Regions from separate parts of the Mus musculus genome. Here all the other regions are linked to region 1. Evidence: chromatin loops called from intact Hi-C (ENCODE). Cell type or tissue: heart. All regions are shown on one strand. Each heading gives the region's core, and the rest is flanking DNA. Links, peaks and the distances in the headings are about the cores only.

What was found. A loop is a pair of places that touch in the nucleus more often than their neighbours do. Peaks named below come from ENCODE experiments on the same cell type or tissue, not always from the same donor. Only the 100,000 strongest peaks of a DNase experiment are listed, where the experiment ranks them.
Region 2: a loop joins it to region 1, with 2.0 times the contacts of the local background. A loop is called at or near these places in 2 of 42 quality-filtered maps.
Region 3: a loop joins it to region 1, with 4 times the contacts of the local background. A loop is called at or near these places in 6 of 42 quality-filtered maps.

What each region holds. Positions count from the first base shown.
Region 1 is chr2:4,648,678-4,656,188 of GRCm38, forward strand. Prpf18 (pre-mRNA processing factor 18) reads right to left here and starts at 3,458. Exons shown (of 10, transcript NM_026045.4): 1 at 3,239-3,458. The coding sequence starts at 3,304. In heart, for the core only: a CTCF peak has its summit at 3,543 (motif pointing left); a DNase peak (open chromatin) is centred at 3,404; H3K4me3 peaks cover 1,364 bases; H3K27ac peaks cover 768 bases.
Region 2 is chr2:4,598,402-4,605,912 of GRCm38, forward strand. Frmd4a (FERM domain containing 4A) reads left to right here. Exons shown (of 23, transcript NM_172475.3): 19 at 2,714-2,954; 20 at 3,714-3,878; 21 at 4,976-5,850. Among named protein-coding and RNA genes, the nearest start is that of Gm13179, 7.6 kb to the left of the region's middle. In heart, for the core only: CTCF peaks have their summits at 3,113 (motif pointing left) and 5,316; DNase peaks (open chromatin) are centred at 2,940 and 5,270.
Region 3 is chr2:4,714,151-4,721,661 of GRCm38, forward strand. It overlaps Bend7 (BEN domain containing 7), which reads left to right and starts at 3,681. Exons shown (of 9, transcript NM_178663.4): 1 at 3,681-4,142; 2 at 6,331-6,414. The coding sequence starts at 4,082. In heart, for the core only: a CTCF peak has its summit at 3,545 (motif pointing right); DNase peaks (open chromatin) are centred at 3,671, 3,831 and 4,221; H3K4me3 peaks cover 2,352 bases; H3K27ac peaks cover 1,146 bases; H3K27me3 peaks cover 2,765 bases.

The sequences.
Region 1 (7,511 bases), core at 1,284-6,283:
CTCTTTTTGTTGTTTTCTCCAAATCAAAACAGAAACTGTGGCAGATAGTTCTGGAAATCTCATCAATAGGAGCATTCCAAAGGAACGTGTGAGGTCTCATCATTTGGAATCTTAGCAACCCTAGCATAGCAATTCTGGGTTCTGTTATTTTATAGCTCCTCCTTTGGGGCAAATGAACATCTGATTCCAAACATCCTTAAGATGCCCAGTATTTCATAAACGCCCGTGAGCCCGTAGAAGACAGTGCCACTACAATATGCTCAAACGTCTCCGGCAGGAAGAATGGCCAGCCCGCAGGCCAAACAGCCGCCTAATTTTAAGACGTTGCTCAACTGCTTTCCAACTCGTTACACTGTTTTAATCTCCCAATCAGAAAACACAGAAAATGATAATCATTAAAAACTTCACATGTGGGCTGGCGAGATGGCTCAGCAGGTAAGAGCACTGACTGCTCTTCTGAGGGTCCTGAGTTCAAATCCTAGCAACCACGTGGCGGCTCACAACCACCGGTAATGAGATCTGACACCCTCTTCTGGTGTGTCTGAAGTCAGCTACAGTGTACTTACTTACAATAATAAAATCTTTAAAACAAAACAAAACTTCACATGCTGGGTAGTGGTGGTGCATGCCTTTAATCCCAACACTTGGGAGGCAGAGGCAGGAGGATTTCTGAGTTCGAGGCCAGCCTGGTCTACAAAGTGAGTTCTAGGACATACAGAGCTATACAGAGAAACCCTGTCTCGAAAACCAAACCAAACAAAAACAAAAACAAAACAAACAAAAAAACCCTTCACACACTGACGCTAGATACACCGCTGTAGTCCCAAGCCAACCTGGATGACACAGTAGGAGTACATAGTAAGTACTGAAAGAAAGGGAGAGGGAGGAGCAGGGTGAAGAAAAAAACCAACTGTGCTCTATTAAAAAAAAAAAAAAAATCAAAAGCTGGTGGTGATTTCAAAATGGCTGAACTGAGCAATGCTAATTGGGCAGTGGCTGTGGGAAAGGTCTACAGGACCAGAGGATCTACAAGCTCACACAGCAGCCTCCAGGTTCACCCTGGACACCATGATGAACTGTTTTTTCAGAAGCTGCCACCAGCAGCTACAAGATTCATCAACAGTTTCAATACTTGTATCAGTCACAGCCTGAGATGCCGCAGAAGATGTAAGGCACACTCATGGACCAGCTGCGGGGAAGTCTGGAAGGAAGTCTCAGAAATCAAAGAAGAAGGGGCCTAGATGCTTTCACAAACTGCTTGGAGAAGGCTAAAGACCACAGGGAGAACCTTGGAGACCAGCTGCAATCCCATGGTTCCCTAGTCCCTGCAGCTCTGGGCATTCAGCAGTGTCTTGTACAGGACAGGAGGAGACCAAGCACCAATAGTTGGCTGAGGCCATCCTGGCTGGGCCCACCAGCACCTAACAGGCTATATAGAGAACAAAGGAGTAACTGGCTAATATTATCCTGGCTGGGGCTACGCAGGTCCAGGTCTACCAGCATCTGACATGCTATACTGGGAGAGGAAGGGACTTGCAGTCAGCACTAGAGTGAGAAGATGACTGGGAACCAGAGCAGAGGTCAGTCAGAAGTTGAGGCCTTCGGTCAACATGCTGGGCCTGGGAGAGTATTTCTGGGTATAGCTGAAATAGTGTGTAGGGTTCCAGTGCCTAACTGTAATAGAGGCCTCACCACTGGCTCTGTGCTGCTGGAGACATGAACACACACACACACACACACACACACACAATAGAGGCCTCACCACTGGCTCTGTGCTGCTGGAGACATGAACACACACACACACACACACACACACAAACACAAACACACACACACCATTCCTCAGATTCCATCTGGAGGATTGTGACCTTTCCCAAACTTTGTCTCCTAGAGCTTTAACTAGCATCTCTGTTCATCTCTCTGGTTCCTCACCATCCCCATGCAAACCCTATGTAGTTGTTTCTAATCTATACTGATTGTCTTGTCATTGACAAGCCCAAGGGTCCCTGCCATGCTCTCCCCCAATCCATAAATATAAACACACACACACACACACACAGAGCTTTTATTCCTCAAAAGGCACTATTATTGATATCCAGAAAACATACTTATCAAAGAAGATGGTGGGATACATAAAGGAGTCCAGAGAATTAATAACGAACGTAATTTAAAGTATGGAGAATAACTAACCTAATTTAAAGTCCGGAGAACTAATAACTAGCCTAATTTAAGTTTGCAAGCAGTTTTAACACTTCACAAAAAAATATGTAAGTATCTAAAAAAAAAAAAGTCACACATGAATTACTTAAATTATCAAGAAGATGAGATTTAGAACCATACAGAAACCTCTCCACCAAAAAGACAGGCAACATAAACCGCGGGCAACAGTGCAGACTAGCCAGCCTCTGACATAGCTCATAGATGTGCAACATTTTGAATGACTTAGGCATGCATGTACTCTGTAACCCTGCGGTTCCAAAGGGATAGGGCTCAGAATCTGCTCAACCAATTCTGAGAAACAGCTCAAACACTCATCCCTAGGAGAATGGGTAACCAGATCTACTCAGACAACAGAATACAATTTCAGAAAATTAATACATACATACATACACACACACACACACACACACACATACATACACACACACAGCAAAGTAATACCCCGAACATTCTAATCAAACGAAGCTCCATATGAAAATGTACATCCTATTGATGTGACATTCTAGAGCAGGCAAAACTGAGGTATAAATAAGTTGCTTCGGTGGGTAATCCACGCAGGGACTGGAAAGTGGACATTGCTATTTTATCTCCTCATGGAGAATGGGTTACACAGGTGTTTGCACTTGTCAAAAGTCACTGACTAATAAACAAGATTTTTACACACACGCACACAAAGAGGAACAAACTCTGCACTCTATGGCGTGTGCCAGATCGCTTAGGAATAAAGCCGACTAACTCTGCAACATGCTTTGGAATTGACAATGACTAGTATGCTGTTTTATCACTCTGCCTGCGGCGGATACTGGTTAGGACAGCAAGCGCCGCCGAAGTGAGCCAGACTAGGCTTGACATCCATACTCTGCCCCTTGCTAAGCCCTGGGCCAGCAGCTTGCCCGGGACAGTGGCGGATCTGTCAGCCCCGTGCCCGCCCCAGACCCTCTCAGGACCATCACCCTCCCGCCAACACCGCAAGCACAGTCCACCACCCTCAAGCCCGAACCACAGCTCCGGGACTCACCACCAGCAGGTTCCTGTCCTCCACCAGCTGCCGCTTCCGCAGAATCTCGGATTTCAGGATGTCCATCTCGCTCCCAGGGTCTAAGTGTCTTCACTTTGACTCCCCAGCTCCTCGGCGGTAACCTCACCCGCCAGGGGAGGGGGAAGAGGACAAACCACGAAGCAACCAGAGCCCAATTATCGGAAAACAACAACTGCCGGAGCCGCTTCCGGCGGAAATCAGGATGAACGAAAGGAAGGTAGGGAGCGCCCCTCGGCGCGAACGCGGCCAAAACCGCTGAGTATTGTTGCCCCCTAGCGGAACCCTCCAGATACACACTTGTGATTTCAGTAACAGGTAGAAAAGAACAAAAGGCCGGGCAAAGGTAGCACAGGCCTTTAATCCCAGCACTTGGGAGGCAGAGGCAGGCAGATTTCTGAGTTGTCTCAAAAAAAAAAAAAAAACAACTGTTTGTCTCTTTAAATGGTTATTGTGCCCGATTGAACCAGCTTGTATACTCCTAAAGTTTGCTTCATAGTTCCTCAATTTACTTATTTGCCAAGAGTGCTAACATACTAGAGAATGAGAAATACATAAATAATACAAGTTTTAAAATGGCAGTGTTTATTAATTGCCTATTCAACACCCTGTAAATTTATTGTGTTTTCTGGTTATGCAATCAGCAATGAAGATTTTCAATGATGATTGGGAATATAATCATTCTTTCTTATAACCTAGCCCAAGAAAAAATATGTTGAAATTCTACTTTGATTTGTTTTTATTTTTATTGTGATTCAGGCACTCACTGTGTTGCCTGGGCAGGTCTCAAACTCTTGCTATCAAAGTAATCCTCCTGCCCCAACCGCAGAGTGGACCTCCATACTTGGCAGAGTTTTGGTTTTGTTTTGTTTTTTTTAATCTTAGAACCATTTATAACATATCTATTCTTGGTTCCATGCCATGAAAGCATCTTTGTTTTTAGTTGTCATAATTCAACAATATTTTATGTTACATTTTTCTATTCTAGAAGTAGTGAAATAACATTCAATTCAAACTCAAGTGTAGGTAAGATGGTTTATCAAAATAAAAACTGAAAGGATTGCTCATTAGAAAGTTTTATACTGGGGCTGGTGAGATGGCTCAGCGGTTAAGAGCACTGACTGCTCTTCTAAAGGTCCTGAGTTCAAATCCCAGCAACCACATGGTGGCTCACAACCATCTGTAATGAGATCTGATGCCCTCTTCTGGGGTGTCTGAAGACAACTACAGTGTACTTACATATAATAAATAAACAAATTTAAAAAAGAAAAGAAAGTTTTATACTGTGTGTGTGTGTCTGTGTGTGAAATAGGATATTTCATCTAAAAGATATCTGAGGACCAAAAAGATGGCTGAACAGCTAAAAATAGTTGCTGCCAAGACTGATGACCTGAGTGCAGTCCCTGGGAACCCACATGGTGGAAAGAAAAAGTAGATTCTCAAAGTCATCCTCTAACCACAACCACACCACCACATACACACACGTATACACACGCACGTTCACAACCACACCACCACATACACACACGTATACACACGCACGTTCACAACCACACCACCACATACACACACGTATACACACGCACGTTCACAACCACACCACCACATACACACACGTATACACACGCACGTTCACAACCACACCACCACATACACACACGTATACACACGCACGTTCACAACCACACCACCACATACACACACGTATACGCACACACGTTCACACATGCAACTGAAGAATAAATGACTAAATGTGGTAACTTTTTTAAAAAGTAAAAGATGCCTAACTTCTGTCCTTGGATGAAGCATGCTGACATTCTTATGTGAATAGTTGTTACCAGGGTCAAACCATTTACCCACATCCTTCTGATTTAGGAACTAGAGATGATGACCCCCAAACCTGAAGTGTTGGCATAGCTTATACAGTTCACAGAGAACCAGATGGGACACTATCAGGGTAAACTCAGAAAAGGCTATCTCCTCTTCAATTCCCATCTTTGACTTCTATGTTTATGCAAAGCGCATTAAATCATGATGAGGGTCTCAGATCAAAGAACGAAAAAGACGAATACCCGAGGGAGCAAATGGATGAGCAATTTAAACTACAGAAGAGGGGCACAGTGGGGAAGAGGACCAGCAGAGTTTAAAACAGATCAATCCTGCTATCCAGAAAATGTGTACACCATTTCATCACAAATATTATTTAAGAGTGAGATATTAGCTATAAATCAAAGGTCCTAAATTGAGGAATAGCTAAATTATAGGTCATACATACAACTGAATAGCACGAAACTACATTTGAAAAAAAATTCTCAACAATAGCAATGTTTATAATAGGCTTTCTTTTAAAAGTAAAATAATGAATGCATAAGTATAGCGTGCAAGGCCAACAAAGGGCTCAGTAGGTGGGTGCGCTTGTGCATGGGCCAAATGACCAGGCTCTGAACCCTAGAACGTGACAGAGGAGAACCTACTCTAGAGAGCCATGCTCTGACCACCACACACACACACACACACACACACACACACACACACACCATGGCACACACTTGCCCTTTCACAAACACACAAATAAATATCTTTAAATGTAAGTAAATACAGCAATAATATCTATTGTATAATTAAAACATAGAAACAAAGAACTTACTACAAGGAAATAGACCAAAATGAAGTTGTTAAATAGACACAGACCCACTGGTAAATATTAGTGTCTTCTTTAGCCCAGATTTTGATTCAAAGTCCATGATTTGGAAAAAAAATTCAGTTATCAGTCATTTCATATTTTATATCACTGAAACTTTTAATAGTCTAGACCTACTTATCTACTCTTGAAATTAAACATGATAAATCTTAAATGACTCCTATACAAGTGTAACGGTTTGTATATGCTTGGGAGTGGAACTATGAGAAGTTGTGACCCTGTTGGAGAAGGCATGGCCTTGTTGGAGTAGGTGTGTCACTGTGGGGGGGGGGTATAAGACCCTCACCCTAGCTGCCTGGAAGCCAGTCTTCTGGCAGCCTTCAGATGAAGATGTAGACCTCTCAGCTCTGCCTGCGCCACGCCTGCCTGGATGCTACCATGCTTGATGATAACGGACTGAACCTCTGAACCTGTAAGCCAGCCCCAGTGAAATGCTGTCCTTCATAAGAGTTGCCTTGGTCATGGTACCTGTTCACAGCAGTAAAACCCTAACTAAGACAAGAATGCAAAGGTTAAGGGGAATAATATTTAAAGTTCTCATGATCATCCACTTGAACACTCCAGCGTCTGACATGACCTCTTCAGTCCTTTAAGTGCTGGCTCAAACCAAGCTCCAGAGCAGGGTTCCTATGGGATCAGTGAGCTCGGGAGGCACAGGGTTGTCCCCCAAAAGCTTAACTAGTATTAAATTATATGATTGGTGGTGTATCTGAGACACAGTATTCACAGAAGTTAAAAGCAGTCATCTTCTGAAAGATGAAGAAATGTAAATCAATACACAGATTATAAGATTATCCCTTTGGAGGAGTAATGCATCCTAAAACATTATCTGTCAGTTCTGGAGACTGGAGGGCAATACCAAATGTTATCAAGGTAACCTGAATTTATTTTGTTGTAATCCTAATGAATAAAAAAAAGAAGAGAGATAACCATACATAGTGGGTCTCAATCTTTAGCCTCAGAAGAGTCTGTTGGTTGATTTTAATGATAAAGTTGCTGGTTCCCACATCCCAGAATTTCCAAGTGAGGCAGCTGCTGCTGCTGACTATGGAGCATTTTGAGACCTGATGGTCTATTATCACAGAATCTCACTGTAGGAAAGGGGTAAATCAGAAACACAGGCTGTGTCATATCAAGAGTCAGAGGACAATAGGAGGCATGTGTCTATGTGTCTATCTATTTGCATCATTGTCATGGGTGTCATATTAGGATGCCTATCTCTTCTCCAATGAGATTTCTGAGGATCTGATGGGAAGTAGGCAGGCTCCCTTTGGGTCCAGCCACATTTACATGGATGATTTGTTAAATGTAACTGTGGGCAGATACAAAATCCAATCCAGTCAGAGACCCTTCTCCCTTCCTTGAGAAACTGAAACTGGAATGGCATAAGTCTCGCCAAGACACAGGACATAAACATGTGAGTTTGAGAATGGTAGGCAGCCATGTCATTGGCAGGCTAAAAGCAGACTGGCTGACAGCAACCCACAGAGATCGCTAAAGGACTCTGTGAGTCAGTTGCTTACTTATGGTTTTACTCTTTGTGCTGTTGGGTTT
Region 2 (7,511 bases), core at 1,136-6,135, 50 kb before region 1:
CTCCCACCCCTACAGAAGCAGGCGGTCGAGACTTAGACATTTCTGAAGCTCTCCCTATGGTTGCTAAACCAATACATTGGACAAGGAGAACACTAATTATATGGAAATCTATTACCTGGTAGTTAATTATTTTTGCCCTCTAGGAAAACCTCAGGCACCCAGTGGTAAGTGGCTATTCAGACAGAAAACATGAAAGGCCTACCCAAGTCACAGTAATAATGATAATTGCCGTAATAATAATAATTGCTCTTGATGTGGGAAAACCTAGGGAATAGCTACCCAGTTGTCTTGCCCTTGCTATTAGAAATCAGATTGTTGAGTTTGACTGTCTGCTGCATTAAGTGGGTGGGGAGGCCGTGGTGTTCCATGAGAACACAGAGGCCTGTTTGGAATATGAGGCCCTCCCTGGCCTAGCATTGATCAATGTCACCCTGGTCTGCCAAGGAAGGAACAAGCTAGTGGTGTCCCCTTGTACTAGGAGTTCCCAGGGTTATATGTAGTCATTAGCTAGTTTTGAGACATCATGATAACAGTTTTGCCCAACGTCCTGGGCCTCCGACCTCCTGAGAGCTAGGAGTGCCTCCTCCAATGTCCTGTGTTCCTACTTGCGGTTCTCCTCTCACCTCCTAGAGACTCCTCCTGTCTGATTTGAAGGAGTAGCAGGCATAGACCAGAACATATATATCTGACCTTTGAATTTTGGTGACTGAGAATTAAGCTATGAAAATCCGAAAAGTTGAAAATGGATGTAGGATTCCATGAGTGGTTGGTGGTGAAATTTCCCTCTAGCCCTCCTCCCCCTCCCTGTGAACACTGGGCATTTCCTCTCTTCCCAAAGCCACCTACCACCAAATCTCTTCATTAAACCCTCCTCCTGTCTGTTGTTGATTTTCCCAGGGTCAAAACTGCAAGAATAACAGTTCTAAAACAGGATTTTCACCCTGGCACATCTATGCTTATGTTAAGAAAGTTTTCTTGTAGCTTTCAGGTCAAATCTCAACTCCCTGTCTGGAATTCAAGGTCCCACACTATCTAGGCACGCTCCGAATTTCTCCTCCCTCCCCTTGTCTCTCTGCCCTCTCCTCCGCTGTGTAGAAGAACCTGCTACTACACCTAGCCCCTCACCTCTAGATTTCTACTCAGTTTCTGTCCTTCTCTGCCCCATAGTTCATTGCTTCCAGATAGCGCCTCTGGGGCTTGGTTGAGGATTGATGTTTATGATTGGACCAGGTCCCAAGGAACTCAGTATGGTATTAAACCCACTGTATAACAGAAGTTGGCCTTGAACTGCCGATCTGCCTGACTCTGTCTACCAAGGGCTAGAATTACAGGCAAGAGTCACTGTGCCTTATGAGACATCTGCCTTCTTTGGCTAAATGGGTTTGCTTCCTTTGGAAGCCATCCAGCATACAGATGTGCGAAATTGCACTCCAGAGATGGTGGAGGTAGGGTACTATTTTGACTGTGCTGCTGGGTACTTGGGGGATAGGGGCAGGGCATATTGCTTGTGCACTAGCTGGACTGGGGGAGGGAAGCTTAGCCTGGTGGAGGTGAGTGCAGTGCTGGCAATGATCACATTCTGGAAGAGAACCGTGAGGTTTATGGGGGTGGGGTGGCTACTTATGCCTCTGGGGAGGTAGCCAGGGTCTCTGGGGTGAGGTCTGTGTGGCCTGTACCAGTGACCAGGACAGGGGTGTTAGAAGATGCTTCATTTATATACTCAGGTGTTGGGGGAGGGGGACTTATAAGGTCAAACAAGGAGTGAAGGCTGATAACTGTCAGGATAATAAATTCTTACTAGGGTTGTTGTGGCCGGAGCTGGCTTTATGGCTCCAGGTTGAGACTGGGGAGATAGCCAACCCCTGCTGGCCTACCTTTGAGGTATCCAGGTTTGAGGCTCCCTGGACCCTTCTTCCTCTGTAACCCTGGGCCATCAGGGTCCCAAAGGACTGGGACCCTCTTCCTCTAAAACACCTTGAGCCGAGCTGAGGCTATAGCTCAGTGGAGAGCCTCACAAGAGGCTCTGGGCTCCACTCCGACATCACAGATTAAATATGCCAGGATAGATTATAGGAAATTTAAGAAGCTTGTGAGGGAAGCATGGATGGTAGAAGGCGGATCTGTCAGCACTTAATCATACCTCACAGATATACTTCCAATTCAGGTTTTTCCTCCAACAAATATTTATTGAGTACCTACTGAATGCCAGCTGTCATTTTAACCCTGAGGACACAGGGATTAACAGAGCAGATAAAATCCTCAAGAAGGTTAACTCCCCTCCCCCCAGAGCAAAGGAGATCTGTTTAGTGTCTCTCCAAACATACGTCATGGCATAGCTCCATGATAGAGCACTCGCTTAGCATGTCTGAGGCCCTGGGCTCATTTCTTAGCACCAAATTTAAAAAGGAAAAGTTAGAACGTAATACTTCATTTGCCTGATTAATATGAAGCAATCACTTGTTGGTGACACCAAATCCAACTCAGACTTTATTCGCACTTAACCAGACGTGACAGCGGTGCCCTTCACATTCAGTTAAGCCTGCAGTCTGGGCTCTGCCTTGACCTGGATTGACCCCAGTGTGGGAGGGTCACAGAGCCCTGGCACATATGTGAAGTGTAGCTCCAAGGCACTGACATGGTGTGTTTGGGCAAAGGCTCCATCTCTTGTGGAAATAATGTCTCTGATGAGTTCTTCCTCCTCCTGTCCATGCAGAAGACTCTCAGGTTACCAGCACAATATCCCCCTTACAGTCGCCACACAAGGGACTCCCTCCTCGGCCACCTTCATCACACAACAGGCCTCCTCCCCCACAGTCCCTGGAGGGACTCAGGCAGCTGCACTATCACCGTACCGACTATGACAAGTCACCCTTAAAGCCCAAAATGTGGAGCGAGTCATCTTTAGATGAGCCTTATGAGAAGGTGAAGAAACGCTCCTCCCACGGCCATTCCAGGTGAGCTACATTGGGACACCCAAATGAGGTCCCCGGATATGCTCAAACAGAATCAAAGGCTTGCCCCACATTAGAACCTACAAATATTGCCAAAGGATACTCTTTTCCTTCCTGGAACTCACAGTTCAGCTTTGCGCACAAAGCCCTCTGCTGGCAAACCCCCAGAAGTACAGATTTGTCATCTGAAGGTAGGGAGGGGGGAAGAGGGGAGGAAAGGGTTTGGCTCATAGTCAACCTGTTGGCAGATGGATTTAATGCTGTTACATTTCACAGGAATTAATTAGGAAATTGTAGCCAGCAGCATTCCAGAATGGCAAAGGAGAGCCGGATCTGAGGATCCTCAGGGTGGTATAGAACCCTATACGATCTTCCCGCAGAGTTCTGGAGCCAAGCAGCTGAAATGCAAGCTGCACACATTATCAGCTCATTGCTTGGTTAATATCAACGTCGTAGAGAGGATTATCTGGAAGACATTTAGGCCCGCTTCTGTTTTCCTCATGTTCCTTAATTAGCTCCAGAGGGTACCCTAGCAGGTACTGTATCTTGTAAAACAATGCTTGTTAAGGATGAAGGCTCCAGAGAATAGTCACCCTGTGCTTAACTTCGAGGAGTGGAGGGGGGGAGGTGGGATAGTGAGAGCTGGAGTCCCGGGCAAGCTCTCCCTGCAATTAGATCTACTGTCCCAAGCTAGTCAGCCCCTACCAACGCTGCCACATGGTATTCGTGTGATCAGCATGGCTTCCCTCTTCTCGCTTGCAGCAGCCACAAGCGCTTCCCCAGCACAGGAAGCTGTACCGAGGCAGGAGTAAGCAGCTCCTTGCAGAACAGTCCCATCCGAAGCCTCCCACATTGGAATTCCCAGTCTAGCATGCCATCCACCCCAGACCTGCGCGTCCGGAGTCCCCACTATGTTCATTCCACAAGGTGAGTCTGCTGGGCCTTTAGGCCACCTGCCTTTCTGGGCCAGACCCTGGTGTAGTAAGACATCATTGGCTCCAATCTAGCCCAGTTAACAGGGGAGCTAAGGTCCACTTTACCCTGGACACTCAATATAGTCAACTCTATCCATATCCAGGGACTTGTGGGGCCAGAGAGCCCCAGCCTTCTGAAGACAGGTAACAAGGATCCTAGTAGGAGTGGAAACAGGAAAACTAGCCCAGTTAAGGTGGGAGAGTGCAGCAGCCATAGACACCCCAGGCTAACCTTTGCTCTACCCTCCGTTCCTCATATATCTTTCTCATGAGGTCTAAAATCTATTCTGGACCCACTTTAATGCCTCAAGGTGTACATTTATAGTAACCAAAAGAAATGAACCGAAAAATAGACTTCCCTGAATCATATCCCTTCTCTAAGAGGTAAAGCTGCATCACAGAAGGTCACTGGTGAGGGTGATGTAGTACACTTCTGCCTGGATGTGGCCAAGAGTCGCTAGGAATTTGCATAAGACCTCCTATTGCTGGGTTCTATCACCTTCCTCTTGTTGATATTGATGGATTGGAGGCAAAGTCTTGGTACTACTGGTAGATAAGTGTATCGTTCATGTTTAGGGGTTCCATGTTTCACCAACCCTCCATTTTAGAATACTCACAAGAAACAGCCATTTAGGTACGTTGGCTTTCATTTCAGAGGAGTCTTTGGTTCAATCACGAGAGGACCTCTGTTAGACCTTTTGGTTGTTAGTTTTGTTTTTGTTTTTTTGTTTTTTATTACCTACAATCACTATTTTAAAGGGGTTAGTGTAATGCTTAGAACATAGGAATTTGCTTCTCTATCAATAGCATCATTTTCTTAAGAAGCAAAAGCCCTCAGACATTGGTCAACACATTTCATCCACTCCCTAGGTGCCACGTGGATTCCAGAGATTCTTAGCTCCCTTCCTCACCTGGTACCTAGGGAAGAACCTGGCTTTCCAGGGGCAACCTTGCTGGGCTCTCCCATTGGTAGAGGCCCTGAGCCTGGCCTGTGGCTTTTGTGGGACCCTTTGATCCAGGACTCTAAGACCAATCCTGTCTCCCCAACAGGTCAGTGGACATCAGCCCCACGAGACTGCACAGCCTTGCACTGCACTTTAGGCATCGAAGCTCCAGCCTGGAGTCCCAGGGCAAGCTCCTGGGCTCGGAGAACGACACCGGAAGCCCCGACTTCTACACCCCGAGGACTCGTAGCAGCAATGGCTCAGACCCCATGGACGACTGCTCGTCCTGCACCAGCCACTCGAGCTCAGAGCACTACTACCCAGCACAGATGAACGCCAACTACTCAACGCTGGCTGAGGACTCGCCGTCCAAGGCGCGGCAGCGACAGCGGCAGAGGCAGCGGGCAGCAGGCGCCCTGGGCTCAGCCAGCTCTGGCAGCATGCCCAACCTGGCGGCCCGCAGCGGGGCTGCAAGCACTGGAGGTGGCGTGTACCTGCACAGCCAGAGCCAGCCCAGCTCTCAGTACCGCATCAAGGAGTACCCACTATATATCGAGGGCAGTGCCACACCCGTGGTGGTACGCAGCCTGGAGAGCGACCAGGAGGGCCACTACAGCGTCAAAGCGCAGTTTAAGACCTCCAACTCTTACACAGCTGGCGGCCTGTTCAAAGAGAGCTGGCGCGGGGGTGGCGACGAGGGGGATGCAGGCCGCCTTACACCATCTCGGTCTCAGATCCTGCGGACTCCTTCGTTGGGGCGTGACGGCGCCCACGACAAAGGCTCCGGCCGTGCCGCCGTGTCTGATGAGCTGCGCCAGTGGTACCAGCGCTCCACAGCCTCGCATAAGGAGCACAGCCGTCTGTCACACACCAGCTCCACCTCCTCGGACAGCGGCTCTCAGTACAGCACCTCTTCCCAGAGCACCTTCGTGGCGCACAGCAGGGTCACCAGGATGCCCCAGATGTGCAAGGCCACGTCAGGTGAGAAGGTGGTGGGAGGCAGGTGACCTGGGTAGGCTGAAGGTTGCCTAGACTTCACAGTCAAGAAAAGGAGTCACTTATTCTGGAGGCCTTGCTGTGAAATGTGGGAAGCCATGGTCCTTATCCCAACCCAGGTCTGTCTTCCTTCCTTCCTTCCTTCCTTCCTTCCTTCCTTCCTTCCTTCCTTCCTTCCTTCCTCCCTCCCTCCCTCCCTCCCTCCCTCCCTCCCTCCCTCTCTCCCTCCCTCCCTCCTTCCCTTAACACTCTTCCTTCGCGTAGAGTGAGCATTTCTTTTAGCTTTTCCAGTTAAGGACAGAAAGCCATGTGAAGTCAGGTCAGAGGGTTTATCCTGCCAAGGGTGCAAGAAAGATTCTAGTAGGTTAGAGTCCCAAGTTCTAACCTTGCCAAGAAAGGTTGGGATGAAAGGTCGGGCTTGGATCTTGAGGCCCTGGGAAAAGAAGTGTTTGCTCTCTGAACCTGAGAGCTGCATCTGCTTAGGTAACCTGGCTGCTCCTGGCTTTTCTGCTGCTACTTTCAGGGTCTTTGATGCTGTGTCACACTGAGGTTTGAACCTAGACGTTCTCTATGAAATGATAATGCTCATAACTGATGTTAGTTGAGCATTTACCTTTGCTAGATCAGTGGTGGTCATCTGTAACTCATACCACTCAGAGAGTAATTAACAAAACTACAGCCTTCTACTGTAGGTAGAAGAAACGAGGGAGGGTAGAGGAAAACAAGAATGAAGGCAAAAGTGAAAACCAGTGAAATTTTACTAAAAAGCCAGGCTCTGGAGACGAGAGCCCCTAAGAAGTTCAGCCCAGGAGAGCAGCTGCTCATTGGGCCTCCATGTCCCTACTGCTCTCTTCCCTCGGGCGCATGCTGAGCAAGCCCCAGAGATTAGACTACAAACAAACCGGCAGTCCTGGGCGTCCCTCCTTGAACTCCATGGTCCTACAACCTTTCTCCTGCTCTGCTTTTATCCGTAAACTTACCCACTGGCATCCCAGCAGGATTCAGAGAATGAATACATCTAACGTGTGCCCTCTGAAGGTCATGAGCGGCTCTAGTCCTCTCAGATCCGATGGTTAAGTACCAAGGGCAAAAAGATAGGAGTGGTTCATTCTCTCAGAATTGCCGTGTTTGTGTGCATTTGTTTTATTAAATAGCAGGAAGGTATTACTAAGATTTTAGTAAATTGTACCCCACCCACCCTGCCACCACCAAAAGTGCACACGAAGCACCTCAGACAGATGTACTCGGTGCTAAATTCTCCTGGCTCCATCTAGTCACATTTGCAGTAACGCTATGGTACATATAAGCTGTTAAAAGTGCTGTTCACTTGCAGGATTACTGAAGGAGCAGATGGTAAAGTCTGGAGGCCCTTCCAACAATACAGCATGGTCCTCACATAGAAGCCACATCTAAAACGCCCCAGGGCAGCCCTCTGTGCTCAGGTCTCTACAACAGAAACATGAGGGCTTCCTATTCTATGCAGTTATAGAAACCATCCTGAGGCCAGAGTGGAGGGACAAAGTTAAGACAAAATACAGTTGGGGAAACAAAGGTATTTCCCACGGAATGCCTTGGGGTCACCAAGACCCTGTCCTTCATGTCTGACATTGGTCACACCTGCCACTGGGTCTGTCATTGACTTACGA
Region 3 (7,511 bases), core at 1,136-6,135, 65 kb after region 1:
AAAAAAACAAAACCCACTTGACTGATATAATCTCTTACACTTTCTCCATTGTTTTAAATTTCTCTCACTGAAAGTAAACTAGAATGTGAACCTGTGTGAGGCTGAAGGATGGACTAAGGAGGGCCACTGTGTAGTTATCTGTGCTGTCTATGAGCCTCAGGACGAGTGACTATCCTCCAACTGAAAGCTACGGGGACTGCTAAGGTAAGGGAGCCCTTGGGGAATGACTACACTTTCAGTTCCAGAGAATCCAGAGGTATGAGTAGCTTAAGATTGATGATGCTGTTTTACCTTTCTTTCTGTTTGAGGGTTAAAAGGTAATATGTTGTAGTCACAATTATATACACAACTGGCTCAAATCCTGAAGTTTCTCTATTTACAAGCTGCCCAGTATGGTCGCCATAGAGCACCTGGAATGTAGGTAGTTTGAATGGATTTGTTCTCCAACTGCAAAATACACCTCACACACCAGTTTCAAAACTTTGTACAAACAGAATATAAAACATCTCAAGAACATTCTGCTACGTGTCCAAATGACAATGGTTTAATGGTTTCAGTTAAACAAAATGTATTTATGAAATGAACTTAATTTGATTGTTCTTTAATGTTAATACAAAAGTCCAAATTATTCATATGGCTCATGTTATATTTCTTTTGGGAAATGGGAGAGCTAAATAAAGATGGGAATTTTCATAATACTATTTATTTCTCTTACGACATAGTTTCCAGAGAATTTTAAGATTTATGTTACGGTTATTTAATGTTTTCTGGCCAAATTACCTGTCTTTGTCAAAGATTAAAACCTATGCTTAATCTTTATAATCAACCTGGTTTTGGAATGGCCATATAATAAGATGTTTGGCCTGCATGATGTCATGGAATATTTGCCCAGACTTACCCCGAGCTCCAGAACATGTAAACCTGTGGTTCTGAAGTTTCTGAGAACCTGTAAGTACTGAGCAGAGCTAGATCTAAAGAGTTTGCTAGGACACCTCAACCCAGACACTATATCCAAACAAACCAACAGTGCTGACCCTCGACATCTCTATGCTGAAGCCCCGACCTTGAATGACTGGATATGGAGATGAGGTCCTAATCGACAGTAATTAAGGTTAAAAGAAGCCAAAAGGGCAGGCTCTTGTCCATAAATTGTGTAGTCTTATAAGAGGAACTGGAGGTTGGAGGTCAGTGTGCGGGGGAACCAGCTCAGCAACTGAGAGCACTTGTTGCTCATGCAGAAGACCCAAGTTTGCTTCCCAGCACCCACCCCACGTGGAGGCTCACAGCCATTGCATATCCAGTTCTGATCTAATGCCCTCTTCTGACTTCTGTGAGCACCAGGCACACACATGGTGCTCATACACACATTCGGGTGAAACACATAAACATAAACTAATAAAATAATAAATCTAAAACATTTTTAAATACCAATTGTGAATGCTCAGGCAACAGGCAGCAGTTTACAAGCAAGGGAAAGATCCCTCCCTCCCCAGAGACAGACTGTATCAGACCTTGATCTTGGACTCCTTGCAGTGATAGGAAAGCAAATTTCTTAAGTCAGGCAGTCTGTGATATTTTGCTAAGTTAACCTACACAACCTATTACAGATACATACCCAGTCAAGGCAATTCCAGCTTGATATTACTTAATACTAACTGTAGATCCATAAATTTGTTGGATAAAGCCACAGTGGTGTGTACCAAGTAGAAAGTAAATAAAACTAGTTGATATCCCCTAGAAAGCAATAGAACAGGCTGTTTCATAGTCTTTACACACCATGAGTGGATACTCATGGACCATCTTTGAAGAGCTCAGTCAAAAGGGCAAAGACATAGTTACTATTAATTTTAGGTAGTCTCTTAAAATATCCCCTTAACTACATAGAGGATATTCCCTTCAGCAGGTAGAAGTCACATTCCTGCTTGAACTTAAAGTGAATGATATCTTTCCTAGGGATGTACTTCTTGGGGTGATACCTTCAATGATTTCATCATAGTTTAAGCACAATAAAAGCTTACTTTATGCTCCAAGGCGAGACTACTCTGCATTATTCAATTAGCGTAGTACTCAGCCTGTGACTATTGGAATAAAATTTGACAAGGGATCTCTCTCTCTCTCCCTCCCTCTATCTCTATCTCTATCTCTCACGGCCCCAGAATGGGGTGTAGAATGTTTTCTTACTTTAGAAACATCCCAGACACCTTCAGGTTTATAAAATTCTGGTTTTGAATGGAGGTGGGGGAAGAAACAAGTGGGATTATTGCCCAAACCACTATCATACTGAACCCTTCACTGCATCTTTTAACTCTAAAGAGATCAAAGAACTTCACCAAATACAATTTCATTTCTTCCATACACTTTTCTGGGAAAAGGACTCAGCCTCTAACATAATCTCAAAGAAGTAGGAAAAAAAAAATGAATCCCCTCTTAAAGTGATTTGCTTTAGAGCTGGATGAAGCGCTTGGTCTCCCTGCGGCCAGCCGGGTGTCCACACTGCCGGGTGTCCACACCCGTGTCTATCCACACCCGTGTCTATCCTGTTGTCTCCAGCTGGCTTGCTGCTCACCGGTTCTTTGGTTTTATTTCCCAGGCATGTTTGCACTGCTTGCTCCTTGGTAGTCACCCTGCTTCTAACGTCAAGGTTCTATCAGAGTGGCTTTTGAACGGCTGTCCATTTGAGTGCAACTAACCTCAATCATTCATCAAGACAGCCCACCCCAGCCCCCTCCCCCCTTTTCTCTGCATTCTTTGGAGCAACCTGACCTTCCTAAGGTGTTGGAGCAGCAGCCCATCCCTTCTTCCCCTTTGTACTTTGGTCTAGAAACCGTAGATTTGGAGGCCGTACTTTTAAGCGTGTCAGATCATGTTTCCACACTACCATTCCCAGGTGATGTAAAAAATCTTTTCTATTCCCACTTAAAACATGTGGTAAGAAATGGCGCCTACAGTAAGTGCACACTTGGCTCCCCAGAGAAAAAGATTACATAAAACTCCCAATGGCCATTGGCGGACGGCAATTATTTTGGTATTTCTGCGTCAAGTGGCAGAGTCTATGCACCTGCTATGACCACTGTTTCCCTAAGAGCCTGCACCCCCTTGCACTCCTCACCTCTAGTATTCCTCTCCCCAAAACACCATTCCAAGCACCCCCTTTGCATATAACTTCCCCTACAGTCCCCAGGGTGGGGATAAGAATTGATGTTCGCTCCATCCCATAGTCTTCTCAGCAGTACATGCTCAAATTTCTCTCTGTTTGCTCCAAGAGCGCGGATGGGTAAGTTCTTCACCCCCTCTTAAAAGTTGCCTAAAATCCGCGTCTGGCCCTGGCACCGCCCGCCTCTCAGACAGAGCGAGGGCTGGCCGCCAAGGAGCCACGATCCCTGGCTTATTTCTAAAGGCAGGTTCGCCTCCGGGAGCCGCAGAGGGAGGCCGGGCAGAGCGCGGCGTCCGTCCGGGGGGGCAGCTCCACGGGCCCGGGCCGCTCCGGACGCTGAACCGCGCGGCCTCCGGCCCATGCCGGGTCGCCGCACGGCCGAGTCCAGCAGTGGCGGCGGCCCCCGGGGGATGGCGGCGGCCGGGCTCCGCCAGCAGGTGGTCCCGGGGTCCCGGCGGCGCCGCCCCCTTCGACGGCGCGGCCCCTACTCCCGCGGGGGAGGTCAGCGCCCCGGCCGCCGCTCCGCACCCGCCGCCGCCGCCCTCCCTCGGCTCGCCGCGTCCCCCGGGCCGCGTCCGCAGGCTGAGCCCAGGCGGGCCGCGGCGAGCACCCCACAGCTCCGCGCCCCAGCCCGGCCCCGCTCCCAACGGAAAGTTGGGCTGCGGCGGGCTGCGTTCGGGAAAGAGCGAGGCGGCATGAAGGGGCACCGAGGGGTCGCCTAAGACACCGGGGAGGCGGAGCCGCGCGCGGGGACAACTTCGCCCCGGGCGCGCAACCCCCGGCCGGGCTCGCGGTGGTTCCTCCCGTCCCTCGGCCTCCCCCGCCGATCGCGACGCGGACCTTGGTCCCGGCGGCTCCGCGGCGGTGACACGAGCCCGCCTCAGCCGCCGCCTCAGTCTCCTGCCGCGCCGCCACCTTGCCCGCACCATGGAGTTCTCGGAGAGGAAAAGAAGCAGGAAATCCCAGAGCTTCAAACTGGTGAGCCGAGGTAAGCTGCCGGCCCGGGGACAGCGGCGGGAAGCCGGCGCCGCGCTCCGCGCACTCGGCCCCGCGCGCCCCGGCCGCCCGCGGGCTCCACGCCGGGGGCGCGCCCGCCCCGACCCCCTCGTCCCCGCCCGAACCCGGGCCCCCCGCGGGCCGCACACGCCCCGCCGCGGGGAAAGTTGTGCCTGAGGGGGACCCACCGGGTGTTATTGAAGGTAAACAAGTCGGAGGGCACGTCAGGAAATTAGCAAACAATGACACCGGGGAGCCGAGCCCACTCTGGGGTGCCGCCGCCACGGCGGCCGCTGGGCTGGGGTGGCTGAGGGTTTGCCTGGCCGGCAGGCCGAGAATAGACTGGGATTTGTTTTTGTTTTCGTTTTTTTTTTCCTTCCCCCACGCAAAGAGAAGGAGGAGAGAAAAAGATGATCATTGTTCTTTTTAAGAAGAATCAGCTCATTAGGGAATCGAAGCTCAAGGCAGAAATTGTTGACATACAGCATCTTTTCCAGTTGAGTGATTTGGGTGGAAAGGTAGTTTTAAGATTATCTCGTATACCAGTCAGACAAGTGTCGCATCACAAGAAATAAAGAAAAATCCAGCTTGGTCCTGCCGACTAACAGGTGTACAGCACACTCTTTATAGGCGTTTATTTTGTCCGGGGAGGAGAAAGTTGAGTAGTATCTCCTCTGGGTTCTGTTTCTTGTTCGAGTCCATCTTCCTGATTTGAGTCTTTAAAAAATGGTGCCAACTCGGACAAGAAACACCTGTCAAAATGTATCACCTTAATAATCGAGAATGGTGATACCCCCCCCCCAACCTCCCCAGAGGTAATGGTACAAGTTCTAATATGAGCCCACACTCTTTAAATATCTTTGCATTAACTTGGGTCAAAGCCAAATCAGAGAAGCGCTCCACTTTCCCTAGGTGGTTTTTATCTACCGCTAGCATCTGAGGAAAGAGCCACATGATTGTTCCAAGGGCCCCAGCAAAAGTCACATGTGAACAGGTGACTATTGGGAGGGTGATTGCAAGGGATGGAGTTTTTCTGAACTCAGCTAAGCAGACATGAGGATTTTATAAAGCTCACTTTTGGTTAGTCTGGAAACGGTTTAATTATAGACATTTTTGCAAATCTGCTCATCTGTGTTTCCCCTAATTTAGCTTTGTACTGTTTAACGATAGAGGCCTGAAATAGTGTAGTGCATGCATTCAAAATATTTGGCTACTCCTTCTCGGCCTCCACCTCCCCAACCAGGATGTTGACTACTCTGGAAGTCTCTCTGAGTGTGATGGCCCTGTTGATACAACGTGCTTCGTTCAGGAATGGAGGCTGCTTTCTTATTTATGACCCCAGGAAACTGACTACTCTATCTTAAGAGAGAGGGTAGTTTTGTCATGTTGTCCTGTGACAGCTAAGGCAAACAACAAACAAACAAGCCCACCCAAACCTTGGACAGCTGTTGAGAAGGGACCTCTATTTTCATACCTGGGTGGTCCTGGTTTGTAAAGAGCTACATTATCAAAATGCTGTAGCTTCCACACGAGATCCCAAGATGTTATATTTGAAATTTTGATTAACATAGTAAGTTTTTCCTTCTTTTTTAATGGTGAGTGATTCTGCTGTGCAGCTGCTTTTCAATTTTTTTTTTGGAAGATAAACTATTGCATCTTCAGTAAGGGCAGTAATTGCAAAAGATTCACTTATGTGAAAGGTAAAAGACTTGCTTCTTTTCAAAGTATACCTTTAAAAAAATAACACATCAATATCTTAAAAAAAAAATGCATCCTTACTTTTAAGCTGAGATTTTCTGGGTAAACCCAGTAGAGAGGCAGTTCCGAAACATGCTATTGATATGCTCACAGAAATGGTAGTGGAAATACGTTTGAGAAACTCCATTGGCCTGTGATTTGGCAAGATTTTTTTTTCTTTTCTTTCTTTTTTATTTATTTTATTTTATTTTTACAAATATACTTGCTGTAGCCAAGCATATCTGTTTTGTAAGGCGCAGTGGTATTTCAGGTTCCTGTACTTCACAGTAAGTAACGTTTGGTGATTAGTATTGACTCCGATTCTGTGAGAGTTCTTGAAAGTATACTTGTAGATTATACATCTGGGATGGGAGTCTTTAGGTGCTTATTCCTATTTGTTGAAGTCATTAAAATACTAATTTTCGGTTATTTTCTCATGCCAGATTATCACCATGAGGTGTATAAAATCTCAGAATTCAGCAATGATGTTAATGGGGAGACCAAAGAGACACAACCCATTTACTTAGGTAGGTTCTTATGTCAATTAATTTCTCAGCAAAACAGCGTGGCGTGGCCATTTGCAATTTCAGGGGCAGGGTGGTGGTGGGAGAGATTATGGAAGAACGGGAAATGTCTGCCATTGCTTAATGCATGACATTCTTTTCAAGACCTTTTATTTTACAGATTGCCAATATATCCCTTATTAACATTGCTAAAAGTTGTAATTTCAGACATAAATGTTTATTAGTGTCTACACACAGTGCTAATTATCACTCAGTCACAGAGCCAGATGCTGACTACGCAGTTTCGCCACTCGGCGCTCACCCCATTTACATTGCATATTCTCTGGCATGCTTCACTGGCAATAGTTTGTGTAATTGGGGTATTACATCTTTGACATCTGGATAACAGAAATTCAATTTCCAGGAAGCTGCTATTTGTTTGGTTTTGCTTCTGCCTTGGGTGGGATAGAGGATGGATGTGCTGTCTTATTAAAATGTCCTTTCACCTCTATGGCCTGGTTGCTAATCCTGCCGTGGCACAGTTAAATTAAATCTGTAGTCCAAGCAGCGTAAAGAGAACAAAAGTGATTGTCTGCCTTGCCACCTCTTGATAGTGCCTCTTACTACTCAACAGCTTTGCACTTCCTGGCTGTGTCTTTTTCACTAACATTTGTGGTCAGAGAGAAAAGATGACTTTTCTCCTGTCACCACCCTTCCTGGCTTACCTACCTCGGGGACAGAGGGAGCAAAGGCAGCATCCTCCACACCTTATGACAAGTGCCCACAGATATTTAGGTAGCCAAAAGTGTGCCCCGATGCCTGTATTTGTATAGCTTAGGCATGAGGCGTGTCCACGAAGCATCTCACGTTTGTTATCTGTAGCCTTTGAGCCCAAAATCAAACTGTCCAGGATGCTTCCTCTGAAAGTGTTTATCAAGGCAAAGTGCAAGGTAGATGGTGGTGTTTGCTTTCAACTTTGCCCATCCTGGACTCTCTACCACCTCAGGTAGTAGGGCGAGGGCCAGGTACTGCAGAACCAGGAAGGAGAGAGCCTGTGGGAAACCAGAGTAAGAGCACTTGAGAGCAAGGGCCAGAACTGCTCAGTGACTGCAGCTATCTGT